Linked DNA regions of Homo sapiens: region 2 is linked to region 1. The links are chromatin contacts, found by Hi-C or POLR2A ChIA-PET in ENCODE. All regions are on one chromosome and are shown on one strand. The core of a region is the stretch at or near the end of the contact, and the rest is flanking DNA. Distances in the headings are between cores, read along the strand shown. Region 1 overlaps MLXIP (MLX interacting protein). Region 2 overlaps VPS33A (VPS33A core subunit of CORVET and HOPS complexes).

Region 1 (4,223 bases), core at 1,277-3,776:
CATCAGGCCACCTCTTCCTAAATAAGAAAAGCTACGAGGAATCAATGGTTCAGATCCCAGTCTCTGCAGTAGCAATTCTTCCCGGAGCCCGTTTGAAGATGGTGCCAGGTTACCAGTGTCTAACTGGTCATGGGCATAAGCATGAGGGCTCCGTAAGGACAAAGAATGGTACCTCACTCAGCTCTGTAGCCCCAAGCACCTGTAAGCAACTTTTTGGATTGCTTAGTAAAACGTGAAAGAAATATACAGAAGTTATTTTTATTAGTAATCCATGTTTTTCTTCTCTGTCTAGCTAATTCTGTGTTAATTAGTCGGAGCAGAGCTAGCTGCACATAGGTTACCTGGCACTCAGGCAGAAGCACACCTGGACCAAGAGTCTCCCACCCCATGGGTGCTGAAGGATGCTGTAAAAGAGGGATGGAATCGTGCCTCTGCACATTAGTGCTGGTCTAGCACTGCTTGGCGCTTTGCTGGTGACTGTGTGGCTATGCCATTAGCCTTGCTCTGGCAGCAAACCTTTGATGAGCAGCCCTGTGCCTGCCAGCCCCTTCCCCCACCCATCCCCCAGCTTCCTCTACCTGTGCAGGTGGGTTGTTGGGATCTGGTACAGGTGCTGAGGCAGATGCAGGTAGCATGGAGCCAAAAATGGAGCGGCTAGAAGAGAAGAGGTCTGAAAAACAACAGCAGGGGTCTTCTGAGCTCAGTGTGCCCAGCATTTGCTGGAATCAAGACTCAAACAGGGCCAGGCACGGTGGCTCATGCCTGTAATCCCAGCACTTTGGGAGGCCGAGGTAGGCAGATCATGAGGTCAAGAGATCAAGACCATCCTGGCTAACATGGTGAAACTCCATCTCTACTAAAAATACAAAAATTAGCTGGGTGTAGTGGCACATGCCTGTAGTCCCAGCTACTCAGGAGGCTGAGGCAGGAGAATGGCTTGAACCCAGGAGGCAGGGGTTGCAGTGAGCTAAGATCGCACCACTGCACTCCAGCCTGATGACAGAGCGAGATTCCCGTCTCAAAAAAAAAAAAAAAAAAAAAAAAAAAAAGGTGCCAACCACAACCACCATGCCTGGTTGGTGCCACCAGTGGTCCCAACTACACAGGAGGCTGAAGCGGAAGGATCGCTTAAGTCCAGGAGGGAGGTTGAGGGTGCAGTGAGCCGTGTTCTTGCCACTGCACTCCAGCGTGGGCTACAGAGCAAGGCTCTGTCTCAAAATAACAAAGACTAAAACAGGCTGGGTGTGATGGCTTACACCTGTAATCCCAGCACTTTGGGAAGCAGAGGCAGGAGGATCACCTGGGCAACATAGCAGACCCCCGTCTTTACAAAAAAATGAAGAAATGAACTGGGTGTGGTGGTGTGTGCCTGTAGTCCCAGGTACTCAGGAGGCTGAGGTGGGAGGATCGCTTGAGCCCAGGAGTTCAGGGCTGCAGTGAACCATGATTGAACCACTGCACTCTAGCCTGGGTGACAGTGCAAGACCCTGTCTCTAAAAAAAAAAAAAAAAAAAAAAAAAGACTCAAACAAATCAAGGACTAAACCCCTAAACCCCACATGGCCCAGGGGGATGCCATGGACAGAGGGTATTACCCTGAGACACCTTTTTTTCTGTAGAAAGGGGGCTCTGGTTGGAACCACACATGTTGGCAACTATCCTGGGCTCTGAAACACTCCCAGGCCTGACGTTTCTGCTGCTGTCACAATGGCAGGTGCTCAAGGACCCATCTAACTGCAGGGCCTTGGTAGGGAGCTGGCTGTGTCATCAGTGCCCTCTGCTGCTTCGAGGGAGAACTGCTTACAGTCACGGCTAAATCCAGAGCCAATTTCCTTGCTGAACAATGTCCCAGAAAAACTTCCCAGACCTTGCAGTTACTACAAAAAACAGTTCAGTTTAAAAAAAAATTCTTTGCTCGCCCCCTTGCCCATTCTACCAAGTCTCGCCTCTTAAAGGAAGGCAGCGATCTGCTCTGTGCTGGGCTGGGGGAGATGGAGGCAACCGTGCTCTCTCTGCCTCTGGTCCTCACCCTGGAAAGGCTCAAAGGTGTCCATGAAGTCCAGGTTAGGCTGCAAAGGAATCAGTCCCGGCTGGATCATGTCTGCATTTCCCAGATGTGCTGCAAGAATCACAGAGAGAGGAACCATTTTGTCTTCTCAGACAATGTTGCAGGAACGTAAAAAAGGCCTGGAACAGAACTTCCTGGCCCTGCTCACATCCCAGAGTCTTCCAAGGAGCTGGCTGGGATTTCTACCTTCTCAGGGTTTGTGGCCATTCCGCACCCTCAAAAGGCAGGAAAGTAAGTTTTTGCCAGGAAGGTAAAATTGAGTATCAGGGAATGGACACCCCAGGAAGCTGTAAAGAGCTCAAGAGAGAACAGAGACCTCCCCGAACACTGTTCTAATTTTCAATCTTTGGGCTCTTCCCTGAGAGGTTAACTGGAAGACTGAATGCCACCAAGGTGAGCGGTCACACCCGGGAGTGCTTCTGATTTTCTTTAGCATGAGTCACGGCCCGGCCGCCTCGGCTTAGGCACGGCACACGTACCCCGTGAAGAGAACGGTATCTGAAATGTGCCAATGACTCAGACTAGACCCTGCTGCTGTCCTCCCACCATGGCACTACGGGAATGGCAGCTGCCCAGTGGGCCCACTCTGCAGACCCCACCCACTCGGTACGTGCGGCCTGGATGTCAAATGAGGCCAGCCATCCTTCCCTTCCTTACTGCCTGCCCCCAACCGTGACGTGCAGCAGCTCAGAGATGGCCCTGAAGGAACCCTGGCCCAGAGGGGGCCTGGCAGAGAAGGAAGCGGCTGGCTGTTCAAAGCCCAAGGCCCTGGTTTGGGTTACCTATTTCCCGGGGATTGGGCCAGGCCACCGGCTGGTGTGAAGAAAGTGTGGAGAAGAGGGTGTCGCTGAATTCCGACATGAGCATGTCTGTGTCCAGCAGGGGATCCTCCTCCATGGGGACGGGGGTCTTCCATCCATCCCCGTGCTTGTGCCAATACAGCATGTCATCGTCCTAACACAACACCAACACAGGGGAGGAAGCATCAAAGAGTAACAGTGGGACGAAGAATTCCCACGCCTGTCACCTGGGGAAATTCGTCAAAGGGGTGCTCAGTGGAAGTGAGGCAGCAGGGTGGAGGCATTTGGAGAGCGGCTCCCTCCAGCCCACCCAGGAGAGAGAGCTGGACTGCTTCTTGAGCCATTCCTGAGACTCCAGGGAGGGCCCATGGCCTGCCGCCTTTTGCAGGGCTCCCTGGTGGGCCACCGAAGTCCCTGCTGTCTCATGTCAAAGTGGGGGTCCTCAGAGCTCCCAGGCTCACCCACCTGGACCAGGCTGGAGAGGTCCTCATCCTTGTGCTGCTGTAGCTGTGGGCAAAGGGACAGGACACGGCGGTCACCAATGGCCCTAGGAGGGCCCAAGGGCTCTAGAATATACAGAACTCTCAGGGAGGCAGGTAGGGGTCCTGCTCACACCATCCCCAGGCCGATGCCTGCACAAAGGAGACTTCCACCCAGTGCACAGATGGGGAAACTGAGAGCAAAGACAACCTGACCGAGGCAGGCCATTGCCCAGGCTAGTCTGGCACGCTGGGCCCCAGATTTACTGCTTGACGCTCCACGTTCAGGTGGGGCGGCTGTGGAGCCTACCGCCTCGGCCAGGGCCCTGAACCAGGGACTCTGCCCACTCCCTCCCTAGGCGGGCTGCCTGAACACTCCAGCCAGATACCCTTTTCTTGAAGTAGGTTCTCCACTTGTGATACTCCCGGATCACAATCTCGATGCGGCTCTTCCAGTACTTCCCTTCCGTGGTGATGGCCTAGGACAGGGACAGAGAGCAGAGTGAAGAGGGGGCTCTGCTTGATTAGCAAAGCTCAACTGGTGTACTGAGTATCCGGCACTATAATCAGGCCTTAGGCAATCCAGCGGGAAACCCCACAGTGGCTACCACATCACTCAGAAAGTACGTCCCACTTCTTCCATGCTATAGCAGACCCTCTAGCTAACAATGCGCTGTCATTTCAAGACCTAAGGTAGCCAAAGGCCTTGGGGGCACGGTCCTGAGGCTCTGTCCAGGAGGACAGGGTGAGAGCAGAATGCTCCACAGAGGAAGAAGCAGGGGAACGCTGCAGCAATTCCCAAGCCCCCCCATAAATGCCCCTTCCCCACAGCCTCTGCCACATTCAAAGGGCAAAAATGAACAGCCAATTCCAGGAA
Region 2 (4,166 bases), core at 1,067-3,566, 110 kb before region 1:
GGCGGGCGCCTGTAATCCTAGCTACTCAGGAGGCTGAGGCAGGAGAATCGCTTGAACCCGGGAGGTGGAGGTTGTAGTGAGCTGAGATCACGCCACTGCACTCCAGCCTGGGCGAGAGAGCGAGACTCCCTCTTAAATAAATAAATAAATAAATAAATAAAATAAGAGAGAGAGAGAGATCCTCCCACCTAAGCCTCTCAAAGTGCTGGGATTACAGGCGTGAGCCACTGTGCCCAGCCTACATAAGATTTTTTTCATATATCAGATTATTTTCTTTCCCTGGATTCCCTGATGCAGGATTTTTGGGGTGAAAGGCACTTGGTACATGTTGCCAAATTGCTTTACTGCAGAGTTACACCAGCTCCATGCCATCCGTAGTTCATGAGCACATGTGGGGTGTTCCAGGAAAATAGGGACTCACTTGGCTTGGCAGGAGCAGAGTAGGGAGAAGGAGATTAAGGCTACTTCGCAGAGGAAGTGGATACCATGCTAAGGAATTTGGAAGCTTATTCTAGATCAGGGTGTACAGCTTTTTCTATAAAGACCCAGATAGTAAGTATTTTAGGCTTTTGCTTGTTACAAAGTGCAGGTCATACAGAGGAACCTCCTTGTCTCTGTCATTGTCATGTGAAAGTAGCCATAGACAATACAAAAAGAATAGCTGTGGCCATGTGCCAATAAAACTTTATTTGCAAAAACAGAAAGTGGGCTGGGCATGGTGGCTCACACCTGTAATCCAGCACTTTGGGAGGCCCAGGAGGGTGGCTCACCTGAAGACAAGAGTTCAAGACCAGCCTGGCCAACATGGTGAAACCCTGTCTCTACTAAAAATACAAGAAAATTAGCCGGGCATGGTGGTGGGTGCCTATAATCTGAGCTACTCAGGAGGCTGAGGCAGGAGAATCATTTGAACCCAGGAGGTGGAGGTTGCAGTGAGCCGAGATCGTGCCATTGCACTCCAGCCTGGGTGACAAGAGTGAAACTCCGTCTCAAAAAAAAAAAAAAAAACAGAACGTGAACAGAGTTTGGTCCTCAGACCGTAGTTTCTAATTCTTGTTCTAGGATGGCTTTTAAACTATTTTGGATTCCAATCCACAGTAAGAAATGTATTTTATATCATGAGCCAGTATATACACACATGTATGCATGTGCATGTTAAACTGAAACAAAAGTTTTATTTAAAAAAAAAATAAAACGAAGCCACCACTAGCTTCTCTAACAGCGTGTGATAAGCTTTTGTATTTTCTACTCTGTGCTGTTTTTGGTACTGTTGTTTTGTTTTGGTTTCGTTTGGTTTTGGTTTTAAGATGCTACTTGCAACCCACCAGCTTGATTTCATGATCCACTAATGGAACATGATCTACAGTTTGAAAAAATACTAAAAGTCAATGGGGAGATCCTTGAAAGTTTTCTGAGTGGAAAAGTGACCTAATCCCTGAATAAGTTTAGGAAGTGGACATTGCTGCATGTGGTTTATATAGGTGCCCCAAAGATAATGAGAACTGTGGTATCAGTATTAGAGTCACTACTTCCTGTACTTTGATCATGGAAAATCAAAAGCTCAGAGCTATGTGTCGTTTGCCGTCTTCCATTTTCTCCTGAGTTGGAAATTCTGTTTTGTGCTTGGTTACCGGATTGGTTCTTCCAGTCATTGCACACAGGTGCTTATTCCCTTCCACTGCTGCTCAGGTTATGTGAAATTACCTCCAGAGAAATTTGCACCTAAGAAACAGGGCGATGGTGGTAAGGACCTCCCCACGGAAGCAAAGAAGCTGCAGCTGAATTCTGCAGAGGAGCTCTATGCTGAGATCCGAGATAAGAACTTCAACGCAGTTGGCTCTGTGCTCAGCAAGAAAGCAAAGATCATCTCTGCAGCATTCGAGGTGAGGCAAGTTTTGGGTGTCATTCTGCAACTCTAGGCCTCAGGTAGATGCCCACCCCTGAGGGGAATAAGAGCTCCAAAAATATGTAGCCATTAAACCAGGCTTCAATGCAACTTTTCTCATCTTCAGTAACTGCAGATTCAGTATTGGAAGATCCGAGGTTTTCATTTTAAACTTTCTCAGACCCGCGTTGCGTAAAGTTCTTTTTGTGTGGAGGGTAGGTGGAGGCGCAAGTGTGTGCAGTTTACAGACTTCCATCATAAACATTTGCTTTATCGTCTTAAATTATTTCCTACCTTGCCTAAGAGGAAGCCATCTGTACTACAAATAAAGAATCCTCTATAATAGAACTTGTGGTTCATGCTGAAAACTCAAGTTTAGCCAGTGTGACTGCGGCAGGGGAAGTCAGCACGTGTGGCAGGTGATAATGAGACTGAAATCCCCAGCAACCCCGAGCTTTGAAATTGGTGGCTTCATTATCACCTTCCTGCCTCCTCTTGCCCGTTCACTAGTTTATTCTTGCTCAGGCTCCTTTTTGAAACATGGGAATTCAACAAGATCATAAAGTCTGAATATTTCAACTTTGGAAACATAAATGGGAAGTTTTTGAAAATGAATTTTTCACTGAGTATGTAGTTCTAGATTTTTTTTTGACAGGGTCTCGCTTTGTCTCCCAGGATGGGTGTAGTGGTACAATCATGGCTTACTGAGCTGCTACCTCCCAGGCTCAAGCAATCCTCCCACCTCAGCCTCCCGAGTAGCTGGGACCACAGGCACATGCCATCATGCCTGGCAGAGTTTTTTGTTGTTTTTTTTTCTGTAGAGATGGGGACTTCCTGCGTTGCCCAGGCTGGCTTGGAACTAGGCCATGTAATTCCAGATTTTATCTTTCTCAGGAATTATGTTCATTAATTGATTTTCATATTTCTGAAGTTACTTTTGGTTTAAGTTATTAAATTTTGCCAAAAAATATTATCATCACCAAGCTATGTTCGCTTTGTTCATAGACTATACTCAAGACTAAGGTTCAGGCCAGGCACAGTGGCTCACGCCTGTCATCCCGGCACTGTCGGAGGCTGAGGCAGGAGGATCGCTTGAGCCCAGAAGTCCTAGACCAGCCTGGGCAACACAGCAAGACACTGTCTCTACAAAACTTTTTTTTTTTTTAACTAGCTGGGCAGTGGCGTGTGCCTGTAATCCCAGCTCCTTGGGAGGCTGAGGTAGGAGCCTAGGAGGCGGAGGCTGCAGTGAGCTGTGATGACACCACTGCACTCCAGCCTGGGCGACAGAGACCCTGTCTCAACATCAAATAAAAGACTGAGGGTCAACAGAAAAAATGGATTTTTTTCTGTTACACAGGAAACTTTTCCTCTTTATGGTACCCTCTAAACATAATTTTTTGTCTTAGTTTTTTACTCAGAAATTTGTATGGTTTATATAGTACTATCTTTCACCAATACTCAGATGTCCACAAAATACTGACACAGTGTTTAAGCTGGTACATTGGAAGACAGACTCTGAGGCATTTGCTTCTTTAAAGAAGTGCTAATTCAGGAGACAGGCACCATGACCTCTATTATTTCAGTCATATATATACTTTTCTTTTCTCTTTTTTTATGTAATGTAATGATTTATTTGTATTCCATTCTTCCTTTCTCATTAATATAAATGAAACATCCTCTGAACAATACAAAAAACAAAGCACTTAAAATATCGGCCAGGCGTGGTGGCTCACGCCTGTAATCCTAACACTTTGGGAGGCCAAGGTGGGTGGATCACCTGAGGTCAGGAGTTCGAGACCAGCCTGACCAATATGGTGAAACCCTGTCTCTACTAAAAATACAAAAATTAGTTTGGGCATGGTGGTGGGCACCTGTAATCCCAGCTACTCGGGAGGCTGAGGCATGAGAATCACTTGAACCTGGGAGGCGGAGGTTGCAGTGAGCCGAGATTGCGCCACTGCACTCCAGCCTGGGCAACAAAGCGAGAGTCCTTCTCAAAAAAATAAAATAAATAAACTATCTTCCCTGCTTGAGGCACTGCTCTCTTGTTTATTTCAGGAAAGACACAATGCTAAGACCGTGGGGGAGATCAAGCAGTTTGTTTCCCAGTTGCCCCACATGCAGGCAGCAAGGGGCTCGCTTGCAAACCATACCTCAATTGCAGAATTGATCAAAGATGTCACTAGTGAGTATCCTTTGTAATGATTGTTTCAGTCTGGGGCTACTTGCACATACAACGTTTGACACCTAGGTCATCAACACCACAATGCCTCTTCGGGAG

What was found. A loop is a pair of places that touch in the nucleus more often than their neighbours do. ChIA-PET counts read pairs that join two places held with the same protein, here RNA polymerase II (POLR2A). Pooled maps may share reads with other maps.
Region 2: a loop to region 1 is called in a pooled map, with 4 times the contacts of the local background. The contact joins two enhancer-like sites. A Hi-C loop is called at or near these places in 4 of 50 pooled maps. POLR2A ChIA-PET finds 5 or more read pairs at or near these places in 2 of 52 experiments (AG04450 and GM12878).

What each region holds. Positions count from the first base shown.
Region 1 is chr12:122,128,739-122,132,961 of GRCh38, reverse strand. It overlaps MLXIP (MLX interacting protein), which reads right to left. Exons shown (of 17, transcript NM_014938.6): 4 at 3,736-3,825; 5 at 3,333-3,374; 6 at 2,850-3,021; 7 at 2,029-2,118; 8 at 579-670. Among named protein-coding and RNA genes, the nearest start is that of IL31, 43 kb to the left of the region's middle. RefSeq lists an enhancer at 2,276-3,475. Within about 2 kb of position 2,526, at least 5 of the 41 ENCODE cell types and tissues checked have a DNase peak (open chromatin) inside an H3K27ac peak, as active enhancers do.
Region 2 is chr12:122,242,286-122,246,451 of GRCh38, reverse strand. It overlaps VPS33A (VPS33A core subunit of CORVET and HOPS complexes), which reads left to right. Exons shown (of 13, transcript NM_022916.6): 7 at 1,690-1,883; 8 at 3,944-4,070. Among named protein-coding and RNA genes, the nearest start is that of DIABLO, 18 kb to the right of the region's middle. Within about 2 kb of position 2,316, at least 2 of the 41 ENCODE cell types and tissues checked have a DNase peak (open chromatin) inside an H3K27ac peak, as active enhancers do.